Linked DNA regions of Homo sapiens: region 2 is linked to region 1. A link is a loop called in an ENCODE intact Hi-C map of the cell type or tissue named here. Cell type or tissue: CD14-positive monocyte. All regions are shown on one strand. Links, peaks and the distances in the headings refer to the core of each region. The heading gives the core; the rest is flanking DNA. Region 1 overlaps CARS1 (cysteinyl-tRNA synthetase 1). Region 2 overlaps NAP1L4 (nucleosome assembly protein 1 like 4).

Region 1 (8,331 bases), core at 261-8,260:
AGATGGTTCTTAGATACAACATGTAAAATCCCAACAGTGTCTTACATGGAACTTGACAAGCTGAGGCTTCAAAACACACCTAACGACAAAACCAAGATGGGGCCTCTTACCCATCAGATACCTGTGAGAGACAGCATGATACTCCTGCAGGACTGGGCAATTTTTATAAATTTTTTAAATTTTAAATTCTTAAACTTTTTGTAGAGATAGAGTCTCACTATGTTGTCCCGGCTGATCTCAAACTCCTGGGCTCAAGGGATCCTCTTGCCTTGGCCTCCCAAGGTGCTATGATTACAGGAACGAGCCACTGCACCTGGTCTGGGCTGGACAATTTGACCAACAGAACAGAATTAAGAGACACAAACACATGCCAACATGTAACAGAGATGAATTCGTGTCTTAGTCTGTTTTCTGTTTTTTTGTTTGTTTGTTCTTTTTTTTGTTTTCTGTTTTTTGTTTTGTTTTGTTTTGTTTTTTTGAGACAGTCTCACTCTGTTTCCCAGGCTGGAATGCAGTGGCGTGATCTCGGCTCACTGCAACCTCCGCCTCCTGGTTTCAAGCTATTCTCCTGCCTCAGCCTCCAGAGTAGCTGGGATTACAGACGCGCGCCACCACATTTGGCTAATTTTTGTATTTTTAGTAGCAACGGGGTTTTGCCATGTTGGCCAGGCTGGTCTCAAACCCCTGACCTCAGGTGATCCGCCCGCCTCAGCCTCCCAAAGTGCTAGGATTACAGGCGTGACCCACTGCGCCTGGCCGGGAATGGGTAAAATTTTTTTTCTTTTTGAGACGGAGTCTTGCTTCGTCGCCAGGCTGCAGTGCAACAGCACGATCTCGGCTCACTGCAACCTCTGACTCCCTGGTTCAAGGGATTCTCCCACCTCAGCCTCCCAAGTAGCTGGGATTACAGGCACACGCCACAACACCCAGCTAATTTTTTTTTTTTTATTTTTAGTAGAGACGGGGTTTCACCATGTTGGCCAGGATGGTCTCGATCTCCTGACCTCGTGATCTGCCCACCTCAGCCTCCCAAAGTGCTGGGATTACAGGCATGAGCCACGATGCCCTGCCTGGGAATGGGTAATTTTTAAATAAAATTTATTTCTTACAATTCTGTAGGCTGGAAAGTTCAAGGTCAAGGGGCCACATCTGTTCTGGGCCTTCTTGCTGGTGGGGACTTTTCCCAGAGTCCCAAGGTGGCGCAGAGCATCACATGGCCAGGGGGCTCATGAGGGCCAAACTGGCTTCTGTAACAGCCCCACTCTCATGATAACTACCCCACTTCTGTGATAACCCATTAATCCATTAACCCATTCATGAGGGCAGAGCTCTCATGACTCGATCACCTCTAAAAGGCCTTACCTCTTAATACTGTTACACTAGGGATTAAGTTTCAGCATGAGTTTTGGAGGGGACAAACATTCAAATCATAGTAATTAGTATCAGAAGACATAAGAATGATACAAAACAGTAAGAAAAGGACCAATAACCTCATGGGAAAGGGGGAGAGATGGGGGCACAGAATCACAGCTGGAAGCAAGCACTTGACAAGATGCTCAGTCTCAGGAGAGGTTGGAAAAAGGGACATTCAAACCACAGCAATCAGCACTTCACATTCATTGACTGATGAAAGGGAAGAATCCAACAATACAAATGCAGGTGTATGTGCAAATACACAGCACACCCAAAATGTGGTAGAAGAAGAAGAAATTTGCATAGACATTTCTTTCTTTTTTTTTAAGAGTCTGGGTCTCACTCTGCTGCCCAGGCTGGAGTGCAGTGGTGTGTTCATGGCTCACTGCAGCCTCAAACTCCTGGGCTCAGGTGATTGTCTCACCTCAGCCTCCCCAGTAGCTGGAACCACAGGCTTGCATCACCATGCTTGGCTAATTTTTAAAAGTTTTGTAGAAATAGAGTCTCACTATTTTGCCTAGGCTGGTCTGGAGCTCCTGGGCTCAAGTGATCCTCTTGCCCTGGCTTCCCAAAGTGCTGGGATTACAAGTGTGAGCCACTGTGCCTGGCCATATAGACATTTCTGATATGGCTACTATGAAGATAAAAGTGAGCCTAGAAGGTCTGTGTCTGCCACCTGAGAAAGGCCTGCCTACAGAGCTGGCCATTAGCTGGCATCCAGGAGCTGAAATGTCCCCTGTGCTAAGAGGCCGGGAAACCCAGCTCTGTGGCAGCAGCCCCCAGTGGGCTGTTGAACAAACACTGTGGCTTATGCAGGTGGAACACCAGCTTTCCTCCTGGGGAGTCAGGAATTGCGGCACGTGCCAGGCAGAGGGTGCCTATGTGATGGGCTTCCCTAGGGAGGGACATTTCACACATGTGGCTGCATTTTTTTCCTGGTGGGGGAGAGTGTGCTGTGTCCCCTCATGGGAGGCAGGGAGGAAGCTTCAGCAGCCTGCCCATGGATGATTGAAGACTCCGCCTGAGCTTCTGCTCCTCGCTGTGTCACTGCTACAAACCTTAGACAAGATGATAACTCGATGCCGAGTCTCATGAGTCCTTCTAGGGCCCCAGAATGTGTGGGCAGTGTTGGGAACCCCCGACAGTCACTCACATATATCCTACACAACCCAGCGATTCCACTTGCAGGTATATGGCCTAAAGAAACTTGCAAATGTCCACCTAGAGACAACACAAAACAACTCACAGTTCAGCAAAAGACACTCCACATCACTAGCCATTAAGGAAATGCAAACCAAAACCACAGTATACCACCTCACACCTACTGGGATGAAAAAAATGAAGAATAACAAGCTTTGGCAAGGATGTGGAGAAAACAGAACCCCATGCACTATGGGTGGGAATGTGTAATAGTGCAGCCACTGCAGAAACAATACGGTGGTTACGCAGAATATCAAAAATAGAATCATCACATGACCCAGCAATTCCACTTCCGTGTATATCCCCAAAAGAAGTGAAAGCAGGAACCCAAACAGATATTTGTACACCCAGGTTTATAGCAGCATTACTTGCATCTCCAAAAGGTGGAAACAACCCACGTGTCCACGGGCAGGTGAAAGGATGAGCAAAATGTGGCCCATCTATACACAACAGAGTATCATTCAGCCATAGGAAGGAAGCAGAGTCTGACATGCACTACAGCATGGGTCAACCATGGGCACACTATGCTGGGCAAAATAAACCAGACACAAAAAGACCCTGTCTCTACAAAAAAAAAGTTTTTAAAAATGGCTAAGATGGTAAATTTCTTATGATGTGTGTTTTACCACAATTAAAAAAAAAAAAAGAATATTAGTGGAACAACTGGGAAAAAAATTACAGCAGCATTGTTGGTAAGAAGGAAACCTAACTGCCCGTCCCAGGAGAACAGACAAACAGCTCGGCTCCCAGGCAGGCACTGAGGCAGTGACAGTGACCACATGTGGGTCGTCCCAGAAGCACAGCTTGGGTGAAAGCACACTGACGACTACATACACGTGGCGTGTTTCCGTGAAGTTTGGAAACAGGCGCAACGAAGCGATCTGCTGAGTCAGGACACAGAAGAGACCAAACTAGAAAGAAACATGCTGGCGAAGGGCAGACACAGACTCCCTGCCCCATCACTGAGGTGGGGCCAGGGCAGTGGTGAGGGAAGGCAGGGCTGCGGCCTCAGTGGGGCCTCTTTTTCTACACACAGCTGCAGCCGTCTCTTCTCTTTTCCATCGAGTTCTTAAAGGGTGACCAGCAGGCGGCGCTGGCACAAAGGAGAAGGCCTTCCTGACTGTGTCCAGGGCGCCAGCCACAGGGAAAGGCCTGAGGAAGAGGGCAGGGTCCCCTCTGCACCCAGGTCTCTGCCCTGTGTCTGAAGGAGATATTGGCAGGGGCAGGAGAGCTGGTCAACGTGAAGGCCCCAAGCTCAGTAGGTACCCACAGGCCTCAATGCTCAATTCAATGTTAATCCCTGCTCCTCCTTCTCCAGCTGGTGTGGGGAGAGTCCGCTGGAGAATCTTGGAACACTTCGACAGAAGGCTGCCTCCCCACGTTCCAAGTGCACCTCCTGCCTATCTGATGGAAGTGGTGGGAGGGTGTGGATCCCGAGTCTCCTTCCAGTGGCACAGGCTCTGCACCCAGGAAATGGGGCAAAGGGGTGTGGGAGGGGAGGGGCACTGACTCAGCCACCGCAGAACAGGGCCGCCTGCCACAGTGGAGCTACTGGAGACACAGAGTGTCTTCCACTAAGACAATCTGTGGAATCAATCCGTGCACACAGATCAGTCTATGCACGGCCCGACATTTGACCCGAACGGGCTGTCTGGGAGATGTGTGAAGCCTCACCTCCACACAGCTGTTGACTTCCTCTCCCGTGAGTCTGGACTGCACAGCTTTCTCAAGTGGCTCTGTGGCAAGCTGCACTGCGTGCTGAATCCGTTCGAGCATCTGCTTTTTATCGGGATCCGTGGTCTCATTTAATTTTACTGAAAATGGCTGCAACCATAAAGAGACGTCAAATCTATTAGATACTGCTCAGCAAAACCTAAATTCATAAAGGTGATTCCAGGTAGAAAACAGAACGGTTTTTCCCATGGCCCCATAGAGATAGAGAAGTGTGCAACCCAAGTGGCCAGGCAGTAAGGAACTAAGAGAGACTGAAGCTCCCGGCTCAGGAGCTCCTGGTTCTGCCCTCTCACGTGTGACCCTGGACAGGGCACCTAACCTCTCTGTGCCTCAGTTTCTCCAATGCAAATTGGGTGTGAGAGCAGTATTTCTAGGGCTGTTCTGGGGATGAGGAAAAGTAGGCCACCCAGTGTGTTCTGAGGTGTGCTGCAGACACATCCATCAGGAAGGTACTCAGGCCTCACTGACCTAAAAGATTGCTCAGCTCTAATTTTATTCCTGTTTTTAATTCCAGAGATAAAATGCCATAAGCATATCCATAATGATTACTGTAATTACTAAGGATAATTAGTAGAGAGTAAAATGACCTATTCTTACTATTGTAATAAAAATAAGTATATAACGATGGTTATTCAGAATGAAAATACTAGAGAGAACTAATTTCTTCAAAAGATTCTGAAAATTTACAGTATTACCAAATTAAAAAGCTTAGTATAGCTTTTGTATCTTGGGCAGAAGTTTCTGATTTAGTTGTAACCTTGGCATTGAAAATTAGACAGCAATATTGGTAAGCATTTTTATAAGTGTAATTAGTGGCACTGTGATGAATTCAGTTGTTTTCCTGTAAGTGGCAGGAATGTCACCTACTCTCCACTCCACTCCAGTACATCTTTGCTGGTGACTTTGTCACAGGCCAGGGGACCTTACCTATGGAGACTTCAGCGCCCCTGACGGAACTGGCTTGAGTAACATACACTTTGTGAAAGCCTGTGAGACTGACACTACCCTAGGGACAGTAGCCTACAAAGGACCGAGAACAGAAAGCAAAGGGCTCGGTTTCTAGAGCAGACAGCAAGAGGCCCACCTTCAGGGCGGCCTGAACATCCTCCAAGAGCTGTGCCGCTTCAGGCCTCTTCTCCCGATACTGCTCGAACAGGTGGTTCTGCCGGGCCCTCTTGATGATCTGGGGAGGGAAGGCAGACATTGGGGAGTGATGCTTGGATCCCACATGCATCCCTCTGCAGCAGGCCACTCTCTCCCTTGGCCAACTCTAAGTGAGGGTGAGGGTGGTGGGAGACAACTGTGGGCCCCGGACGTGCACACCATCATCAAATAGAAACACCACCCTCCATCTCCCACCTGCCAAGTAGTGCCCAAGGCCTAACATGATCTTTCTGACGCTTAATGAAATGAGCCCTGGGGGCCCCAGCTTCCCCTGCAAGCCACATGTCGAAGTGCGTGCTGTGGGAGGCCTTCCTTCTGCAAAACACCCAGGGCTACCGACCCCTGAGCAACATGCAGGTTTCTAACCGTGTCTGAACATCATAGAAATGATCATATCAGTAGCAGAAGTGGTAATATTAACTCACTGAGGGGATTAAAATGATGTTTATCAGGTGAAAACACAAGCTAGCTCAAGCCTACATTATTTACTTATGCGAAAGTTCTATCTTCTTTTACACCATCCAATTGCATTTAAAATTTAATCTTACAAATTCCCTTTACCTTGTCATCAATATCCGTAATGTTCATGCAATAAAAGACATCAAATTTGAAGTAATCCTTCAACACTCTTCTCAAGATATCAAAAGAGATGTAGGACCTAAAGCAATGAAAAAACAAACATTTCCACACCAGACGATATGTATAGCTTAACCTCCAACAACACGTGTTTGAACTGCATGAGTGCATTTATATATGATTTTCTCTGCCATCCCTGAAACAGCAAGACCCCCCCTTCTCCTCCTCAGTCTACTCAACGTGAAGATGGCAAGGATGATGACCTTTATAATGATCCACTTCCACCTAATGAATAGTAAATATATTGCCTCTCCCTTATGATTTTCTTCATAATATTTTCTTTTCTCTGGCTTCCTTTATCATTAGGAATACAGTATGTAATGTATATACAAAATATGTGTTCATTGACTGGCATGCTATTGGTCAACAGGAGGCTATTTTAGTGGTGAAGTTTTTGGGGAATCAAAAGTTATGTGTGGATTTTCAACTGTGCAGAGGGTCACACCCTCTACCCTCCAGGTTGTTCAAGGGTTGACTATACATGACCTTGGCACTGCAACTAAAACATGAACACATAAAAGGACTCTGTGGCATTTACCCCAACAGCCAGCTACTCGTCAGGAGCTACAGCCATGACCATCCAGTGGTCGGGGGGCGGTCACAGCCAACCCAGCGTCAGGCCTGTCAGGTCTGAGTGTCACGGGAACTCAGCATCTGGGGACCCCACGAGAGCTTGAGGGATGAGAGAAAACTTTAAGGTATGTGAGAAAAAGTGCCCAGGTCGAGTCCAGCATGTTAGCAGTGGGGCTATGGACATTTTCTTTTTGGTGATCTGTAGTCTTTCTGCAGTGAATATAGATTACTTATGGCATTAAAATTTTCATCTTAAAAATAAGAGAAGAAATTCAGTCTTGATTCCTCAAATCTCAGGTCTCTGTAGCAGATCTAAGATCTTTGTGGACCTAAGATCGCTGCTGTGGATCCCAATGGCTCTGACTTCTGCGTGCAACTGCAGAAGCTGCAGGGACACCCCGCGGTGGACCTACCTGGCGTGCCCCATGTGAGATGCGTCATAGACGGTTGGCCCACAGCAATACCACGTCACCTTTTTCCCATCTTGAGGTATGAACACTTCCTTTGTTAGGAATGAAGGAATGACGATCACAAGAAATGCAAGAAACACTGCACAGGATTACCAAAAACAGCAACAAACATCACAGTGTGGTTTGTGTTTAGTGTAAACAATTCAACAGAGACCATTTTGTTTTACTGTGAAAAGTCACAGTCTCAGTGGGAGCCCAGTGAGATGTACGGCACCTCCCACCAACTGAGCCCTGGGTGGGTGGGGCCTCTTCCTCCCTGGGGTTCTACTCATCTATGGAGGGAGGCGATAAAGGGAATCAATGATTTTATTGATTGTTGAAATGCTGCTTATTTAACAATAACACAGCTAATATTTACTGAGTACCTACCATGTGCCAGGCCCTGAGCTAAATATTCAATATGCAGTACACTCTAGGACGTAGGTTATGTCATTTTCTTTTTACGGATGAAGAAACTGAGGCAGACAACACTTGGCCAGGGTCAGTCCCTGTTGGGGGAGCGCGGCTTGGAGGCCAGGACCCCTGAATCGTGGTGCTGCTCTGGCACCACTCCCCAACATCCCAGCACCCTCAGACCTCTCTGGGGGCATCATCCTCAACCAGTTTCCCAAGGAAGGCCATGAACTCCCTCACACCTGACTCTCTGTCTGCCAAACATGCTCCCTGATGGAAATCCAAGCAGCCCCGCCCAGAGCCTGGTCTGAAATCACTGGAGTCACTGGCCATGCCCTGAGCCAAGCAAACCATGCAAACCCCATTCTGTTAGGAACCAATCCTGCCTTCTTCTCAAAACCTGCTGTGCTCCCAACAACATCCAGCCAGTTTGCCGTTTTGTCCATCCTGCTTGGCTCATACAGTGCCACCTGCTGCAACCACGCGTCCTCCTGAAAGGCGTGGCTGTGGATGACCTCAAGTACTCATGGTTGGGCAGAGTCCGAGAGACAAGCCAGGGTGATCCATGCCCAGAAGTCATGGGCAGGCTTCCACATGAGGCATGATACTTCACGTGTCTGGGTTTCAGAGGACAGCTCTGCCTCTGGGCCACAGAGACTATAACATGGAAGTGACTGAAGGATCTTAAACCTGGATTTATGGAACTCCAGATCCCAACACAAGGAACAGAGAAGTCTGTTGTGCGACA
Region 2 (8,331 bases), core at 57-8,056, 61 kb before region 1:
GAACACTCAGCTTTTCCTTACCAAATTGGCAATTAAAAACCAAAACAAAACACCCAGGTTTTACGAGGCTAAGGGCCAAGAAGCCCTCTAACTGACTCATCTTTCTGAAGGGCAGAAATATTGAAAATGTTCTTTGGACCCAGTAATTCTATTTCTAAGAATTTATCCTTAAGGCTGGGCGCAGTGGCTCATGCCTGTAATCCCACCACTCTGGGAGGCCAAGGTAGGATTGCTTGAGGGCAGGACTCCAAGACCAGCCTGAGCAATACAGCAAGACCTCTCTCTACAAAAAAATTTTAAAAAATTAGCAAGGCATGATGGTGTGCGCCTGTAGTCCCAGCTACTCAGGAGGCTGAGGTGGGAGGATCACTTGAGTCTGTGAGGTCAAGGCAGCAGGGAGCTATGATTGCGCTACTGCACTCCAGCCTGGGAAACAGAGCAAGACCCTATCTTACCAAAAGGAAAAAAAAAAATTTATCCTAATCAAGTATTTATGCTGGAGTGTCCGTCGATAGATCTGTACAAGTGAAAAACTGGACAATGCAAGTGCAACAGCATTCAAATATGGCCTATTCATAATCACACTGTCCAGGAATATTTAGTGCCACGTGGGAATCCACACTTGTTAACACACTGGAGGAAAAAATCTGAGAAACACAGACCACAGGCAACACAACTTTGTCCTGGAGAGTCAGGTCAACTATGAGTTTGCCTTTCAATTCTGTTCTATGTTTTAAAAAATAGTTGTTATGTATAACTTTTATAAATCAGAAGAAAAATCCTTGTTTAACCCATCAAAACTATTTGTTCAAAACGAAGCCCCTGGTCACAATCATGTGGACTGAACAGCAGATTCCTGGCCTCATCATAGACCCAAATAATCTACCTGGGGCAGGGCCCTGGGTCCTGCATCTTGAATACTCATTCACACAATCAGAGTCTTCAAGTCTAAGCACTTGACTTACCCTCCAACAACAGACAGCACAGAGCAGTAGGCAAGTCACACACACATATCACTGGTCTGGGAGGTATTAGAACAACTGCCTTGCATCCCAAAGGACCACTCTCCTGGGTGAAATACAACCACAGCTACCTCAAGCTAAAGGTCCTTAGTTTAAGCAAAGACTCTCAAATAATGCTTAACATTCTAGAACTACTGCTAGTAGTAGATGAAAAAAAGGGAAAAGCAGAAAGAATTTAACAAAATGGTAGACTCCCACTGCCATTTTTACCCCTTTTCTGCACTGGTCATTCATTCATTCATTTATTGTGACAGGATCTCACTCTGTTGCCCAGGCTGCAGTGCACTGGTGCGATCTCGGCTCACTGTAGCCTCAACTTTCTGGGCTCAAATGATACTCCCACCTCAGCATCCTGAATAGTTGGACTACAGGGGCACATCACCATGCCCAGCTAATTTTTTTGCATCCTGTAGAGTAGGGGTTTGACCATGTTGCCCAGGCTGGTCTCGAACTCCTGAGCTCAAGCAATCTGCCTGCCTCGGCCTCCCAAAGTGCTAGGATTACAGGTGTGAGCTACCATGCCTGGCTAATTATACAATTTTAAATTAGTTTAATTTTTGAAGCTTTCCAACTGAAGTAAAATGACAAAGGATTTTTTTTTTTAATTATACTTTAAGTTTTAGGGTACAAATGCACAACGTGCAGGTTTGTTACATACGTATGCATGTGCCATGTTGGTGTGCTGCACCCATTAACTCGTCATTTAGACAAAGGATGTTAAACAAACTGGACCCTAGTGTGCCCCCAACAGTCCTTCAATCATTCACACCAACTACACCCAGCCCTCTGCCGGCACTTTTCCTGCAATATGGCTAATATGGAACCACTTCTAGTCCCACATAAACCTGATCCCACTCAAGCAGTTCCTCTCACAGAATGCCACCCCACCAACCCAGTTTCTAAAGCGAGAAAACTAGAAACCATTACTCATTCTCATTCTTGCCACTCCCACTCAGTATCACCCCATCCCATCAATCTAGTCTGCAAAAAAAATAACATCAAAACACCTTGCCCACTAAGTAATCTCTGAGAAGCTTCTAAATGGGCAAAGCAAACTCTGAATGTCACCTTCTAGGCCAGGCGCAGTGGCTCATGCCTATAATCCCAGCACTTTGGGAGGCCAAGGTGGGCAGATCACCTGAGGTCAGGAGCTGGAGATCAGCCTGGCCAACATGGCAAATCCCTGTCTCTACTAAAAATACAAAAACAAAACAAAACAAAACAAACAAAAAAACACGTGCAGCAAATCACCATGGCACATGTATACCTATGTAACAAACCTGAACACTCAGCACATCTACTCCAGAACGTACAGTGAAATAAATAAAACTACAAAAAACTAGCTGGGAGTGGTGGCGTGCACCTGCAATTCCAGCTACTCAGGAGGCTGAGGCAGGAGAATCACTTGAACCCGGGAGGCGGAAGTTGCACTCCAGCCTGGATGACAGAGCAAGAGTCTGTCTCAAAAAATAAAAATAAAAAATAAATGTCCCCTTCTTGTCGTAATAGCCCTGGCAGTCCTGACTGGGGAAACCAGCTGGAAGGTGGGGCCTCCTGGGAGACCAAGCCCTGACCCAATTATAGATGGAAGCCCAGTAACAGCTCATCCCTTTAAAAAAAAAAAAAAAAATTGCCATGCATGGTGGTGCATGCCTATAGTTCCAACTACTCTGGAGGCTGAGGTAGAAGGATTACTTGAGCTCAGGAGTTCAAGGTTACAATGAACTATTACATGCCACTGCACTCCAGCCTGAACAACAGTGAGACTCCAACTCAAAAACCAAAAATTCCTTCCAGAAGTAAGAGAGGTCCTGACAAGAGCCATCCTAGGATTCTAGGATCACCACCCTTATCATTTTCATAGTGCAATACATCTAGCACATAGGCCTCTCTTAAGAAAGCAAAGGTGTCAGCCAGGCACGGTAGCTCACCCGTTATCCCAGCATTTTGAGAGGCTGAGGCGGGAGAACCAATTGAGGCCATGAGTTCAAAACCAGCCTAGGAAATACAGTGAGACCCCATCTTTTTTTTTTTCTTAAAGACAGTCTCACTGTCACCCAGGCTGGAGGGTAGTGAAAACTCATAGGCATGCGGCACTATGCCCAGTTTTTTTTTTTTAAGGTGTTGGTGTCACAGGCTCATGTGGGTAAGTCAGGAAGGAGTGGTTCTCTTAGTTTAACTTAGGAGCCACCAGCTGTCCTCTCCAACTCAGATGATCTGTGAAGTCCTCTAGCCCTCCACAGGATGGCACTGTGCACTTCCTATCAGAACTGACAGGTCACGCTACTCCATCCACCAGGCAAACTCTCAGCCTAGGCACCGGGTAGGGTCACTCCTCTCATATCCCAGTGCCTGTCTCTCATAGACAATGTCTTGGAACGAAAAAAACATTTAATCCTGTTCTGGGGAACTGAAAAGTGGTTTTTCCTTTATTTTCCTTTTGTTTCTCCAAATTGCATGAGACCCTATTCACAGCACACTTACGTTTCGATGTAGCTGGAAGGGGTGTGAGGGACATTGTCAAGTCGCTCCTGTAAAGCTGCCAGAACTCGAGGATTCTGCATCACCTGATCTGTGAGCTTTTCTATGAAGAGTTAAGACCAAACATATTTAAAATATGCCCACCACACACAATAGCCAAGAGTCAAAAATTAGTAACATATCTACTTAGCTTTGCCTAGATTTACATCTACTAATTTCTAAATACATACACCAGTGACTTCTTAAACATGTTTTGAAAATAATTAAAATTTATTTTAAGAGCATTTAACACTCTGGGTTAATCACCTGATGGGTAGTTACAAATTTACTGAATAAACACCTAGAGAGTCCTGGCTCTCACCAGGACTGTGGCTGTTTAAGCACCAGACTTAAACAACTGAGGACATCATTAATGTAAGTTCACATGGTCTACCCCCAAGTCCCATGGTGGTGTCCAGAAGCCACGAACAGAGATGAGATCAGTTCCTCAAAGTAAAAGAGCATCCACTAGCTCCCTTGCTCACTGTGGTGCCATAGACTTCACAGTCCAGGAGAGCCCAAGGCTCACTAGCTCTCTGCCAGCACTGTTCCCTAAGTTTTCTTTGCATGTGCTACTCGCCTCTGCCTTGAATGTCCTTCTGCCCAAACCCACCTCCCTCCAGGAAGCACTTCTGACCATTCCACCCCACTTAGGGCTAACCTACATGTGTAGTGAGCTCACAATACCAAGCTGTTTGTATTTATAAGCCCATTTCCCAATAAACCAATGAATGAGATCCTGACAAGGTAGTGACTGTCCTTTTACCCAGTTGTGACTATGAAGTGGCAGACATCTGGCTCATGACACAGACTCTTAACAATCTCCCTCTTAATGACACAATACAGAAATCCAAACCCAGCGCCCTTCCCTTGCTTAGAGCCAGTACATACCCGAGTATTCTCCCATCCCGAGTATTCTCCCATCCCGAGTATTCTCCCATGATGTGGGTAAGTCAAACACACCAAGCAGGCACTCAATTTTAAACATTCATAATAGAACTGCAAACACAACCACTAACATGAAGCACATGAAGTGTATTTAAGGTACGTAATTTGTATATATAAAACTGTGTACACATGTGTAGTATATAAATACTACATGCATATACAAACACATATGAATGGGTGCTAAAACCTCCGTGTGAAAGTTTGCTGAAGAGGAAGAGGATATCTACACGTGCCTGACAGATTGCTTCCAAGGTGAAAGGACCTTGGTAACAGAGAAGTCTGGCAGGCACTGTCTTAATCATCAATCTCAGTGTCCTTGGGCAGGTGCCGAGCCAACACCCTGTGCCTCCGGAACCAACGACCACTGCATCATGTTACCTGTGTGCCCTTCTTGCCAAAATGTTTACCCTGAATCTCATCAGGAAGAAACGACTGGGCAAATCCAGACTGTGAGCATTCTATAAGACAACAGTGGCCCAGAGCGCTGATATGTTGATGTATTAATAAAAGATGCAAAAGGTAGGGAGATGACTCTAGAACAAAACAAAACGCATGATCCTTGAATAGGTGCTAGATTCGGGCGTGGGGTAAAAATTGCTGAGAAAACCAGGGAAACAGGAGCATGACTGTCTATTAGAGAATGGTATTGCTCCAGTGTTAAGTTTCTTGGTAATGACATTGTAGAATTGTTTTAGGAAAATAGATATCCACCACTTGCTTTCAAACAGTTTGGAGGGAGTGGGGAGTACAGATATAGTTTTTTTTAATGGTGGAAAAATATCACATCTGTGAATTTATGAACAAAATGACATTCTTAGGATTTGCTTTCCAAAGGAAGGAAAGTAAAGGGTATAGACTTAAAAAAAAAAAAAAAAAATGGCCAGGAGCAGTGGTCTGTGCCTGTAGCCCCAACTACCTGGGAGGCTGCGGCAGGAAACTGCTTGAGCCCAGGAGTCCAAGACCAGCCTGGGTAACACAGCAAGGCTCCATCTCAAAAATAAGAAAAAAGACTGGTCATTTGTTAATCAATACTAAAGCTCACTGATGGTAGCTACAAGAAGGTAGACTGTACTATTACTCTCTTTACTACTGTAGAGTCTGAATTCCTATAATAAATACATCTTTTGTTAATGAGATACTGATTTTTCATTTTAATTACTCTAGCTTTCCTAAAACCACTGCAGTACAGGAATCCTTTACTTGCATTAATAAATGTTTCCAGAGAGAGGAACGTTCCCCATACTGGATGCAAACTCTCCATGTGCAGTGGACTGACCTGTGTTACTTGCATTTTTAGCAGCTTCCACGGAATCTGAAGGAACCCCATCTGAAAAACTAAAACAACAGTATGTTTAAAAAGTATTACTGTAAAGAAAGTTCCAAAGACATAGCACAAATGGACATGTTTCTTATTCAATATATTAAGAGGTATCTGTACAGTGACGTCAGATTTGGGCAGAAGAAAACTACCAATGTGCATGTTATCTCAGAGGCTGTCCTCTCTGCTATAAAAATATTCTACTACGTAACATCCCCTCTCCTCTCCCAAACATAAAGCCCTACAAAGTTCTTATTTCCAACCTTAGCCAAAGCTTCTTAGCTCTCATTTCTACAGCTTCTTTCCTCAAAAAATCTGCTCCCAGCCCTCAAACCAAACCCATCAACCAACGAACATGTTACTGTTTGGTCAGCTGCTCATGTGATCAGAGCAAGGCAGTCTTACCAAGTTAAGACAGTGCCCAAAGTGGCTTTGTAAAATTAGCCACAACAAGTGTAAAATGAGCCATGAAACAGTTTTTAAAGATGCCTGGACACACCTCCCTCACAAAAAATAAACATCAAATAATATACACAACTAAAAGTAACCCTCAATCCACAAAACAAAATCTTCCACTTGATCACTGACAACTACAGACTGTTAGGAGAGTGTCAAAATTACCTAACTTCACCCCAGGGGTGTTAAAGCATGGAGAGCAAAACGATTGCTTTCCATAAAAGATCTGTAGTGTCAATGTCTGAGGCACTGTTCATGTCGGAAGTAATTTCTTTACGTGCTCAAATACATACACAAGAAATGAGCCATCAGCTAGACGCTGAAATGCATTTAACTTTGATTCTAATTATTTATTGAAAAATGGCTTGGCTGTTGCTCACCAACTGAATTTTAAACTCCAATAAACAAAGTCCACTTTGGCTTACCTGTGATCTGCCATCTGAATGTTTTTATCCCCTATAAATTAAAAAGAGTTGTAATAATTATATTCATAAGCAAAAATGTTTGTTCAATATACTTTTTAAACAACGGTTATCTGTGGGATGGAGTCCACTAGAAGGGACAGGAGGGAACTTTCTAGAGTGATGAAAATGTTCTAGATCTTGACTGAGGTTACCTGAGTATATACACTTGTTAAAGCTTATTAAACTATACACTTCAGATCTGTGCATTTCATCACACACAAACTTTACTCATAAAAAAATTTCTCGGCCTGGCGCGGTGGTTCACGCCTGTAATCCAAGCACTTTGGGAGGCCGAGGTGGGTGGGTCACTTGAGCTCAGGAGTTCGAGACCGGCCTGACCAACATGGTGAAACCCCATCTCTACTAAAAATACAAAATTAGCTGAGCGTGGTGGTGCACGCCTGTAATCCCCGCTACTCAGGAGGCTGAGGCAGAAGAATCACTTGAACCCAGGAGGCGGAGGTTGCAGCGAGCGGAGATCATGCCACTGCACTCCAGCCTGGGCAACAAGAGTGAAACTCCATCTAAAAAAAAAAATAAAATAAAATAAAATTATCTTATTGGCACTAAAATAACCAGACTTCAGAATAACATTAATTCTAATTTGCCTTATTTTTTATAATACATTCGGCAACACAAACATACATTAATGATAGCCCAACCATTTTAGAGTAAGTCAAAGCATTTACTGGTGTTTACACTTTCAAATTAACTTATGGGATTATTTTCTAATTGCATTTGTTTATTCCGTATCTTCCATTACTTCTACACTGAGGATGTATTGCTTGTGTAAAAACCTTGTGTAATATACTCAGTATTATTCCACTTTTAAAGATGATTATTTCTATATTGGTAGAATTAGATGACATTGTAACTGAATATTAAGGGTGTGTTCTAGGGCATTTACTTCTTAAATAGAAGAACTTGATATTAATAAAACTAAAAAAAAGTTATCATTTTTTTTGAGACAGGATCTCAGTCACCAAGGCTGCAGTGTAGTGATGCAATCCTGGCTCACTGCAGCCTCAACTTACTGGGCTCAAGCAATCCTCCCATCTCAGCCTCCTGAGTAGCTGGGACAACAGGCGCAGGCCACCATGCCCAGCTAATTTTATTTTTTGTAGAGATAGGGTCTGGCTAAGTTGCCCAGGCTGAGTCCCAAACTCCTGGCCTCAAGAGATCCTCCCACCTCAGCCTACCAAAGTGTTGGGATTACAGGTGTGAGTCAACACGCCTGGCCTATACAATTTCAAAATCTAATCTAAATGCATTTAAAGTAACAGCTAAATGCACAGCTTAAAAAGGTCCTTAAATGTAAAATAATACAGGTGTGGTTACGAAGTTCCTTAAACTCAGATGTGGGAAATACACCTGAGGGCCTCGCTAAACGGTTGTTCCAGCTGAAAACTGGCCAATGTTCATTCTTCAGTACCTGAGCAAAGCCCAAACCACTGAATCACATAGCTTTAGGGTAAAACCAACAACAAAAAAACCCCTCTATATTTAACAAAAACAGTTCTAATTATGATCTATGACTGTCCTGTATTTAACTCAACTACTTTTTTAAAATTTTTATTGTTTAGAAATAAAACGTGCTATTTTT

What was found. Peaks named below come from ENCODE experiments on the same cell type or tissue, not always from the same donor. Only the 100,000 strongest peaks of a DNase experiment are listed, where the experiment ranks them.
Region 2: a loop joins it to region 1, with 2.1 times the contacts of the local background. A loop is called at or near these places in 29 of 110 quality-filtered maps.

What each region holds. Positions count from the first base shown.
Region 1 is chr11:3,033,763-3,042,093 of GRCh38, forward strand. CARS1 (cysteinyl-tRNA synthetase 1) reads right to left here. Exons shown (of 23, transcript NM_001014437.3): 4 at 7,134-7,222; 5 at 6,073-6,169; 6 at 5,432-5,530; 7 at 4,288-4,437. It overlaps CARS1-AS1 (CARS1 antisense RNA 1), which reads left to right. Exons shown (of 2, transcript NR_046580.1): 2 at 7,018-7,498. Among named protein-coding and RNA genes, the nearest start is that of CARS1-AS1, 8.5 kb to the left of the region's middle. RefSeq lists an enhancer at 6,289-7,488. In CD14-positive monocyte, for the core only: CTCF peaks have their summits at 3,689 (motif pointing right) and 3,889; DNase peaks (open chromatin) are centred at 2,879, 3,709 and 4,129; H3K4me3 peaks cover 1,710 bases; H3K27ac peaks cover 3,497 bases.
Region 2 is chr11:2,972,518-2,980,848 of GRCh38, forward strand. NAP1L4 (nucleosome assembly protein 1 like 4) reads right to left here. Exons shown (of 16, transcript NM_005969.4): 2 at 6,690-6,720; 3 at 5,767-5,825; 4 at 3,507-3,606. The coding sequence starts at 6,703. Among named protein-coding and RNA genes, the nearest start is that of SNORA54, 13 kb to the left of the region's middle. In CD14-positive monocyte, for the core only: a CTCF peak has its summit at 3,239 (motif pointing right); a DNase peak (open chromatin) is centred at 3,264; H3K27ac peaks cover 2,717 bases.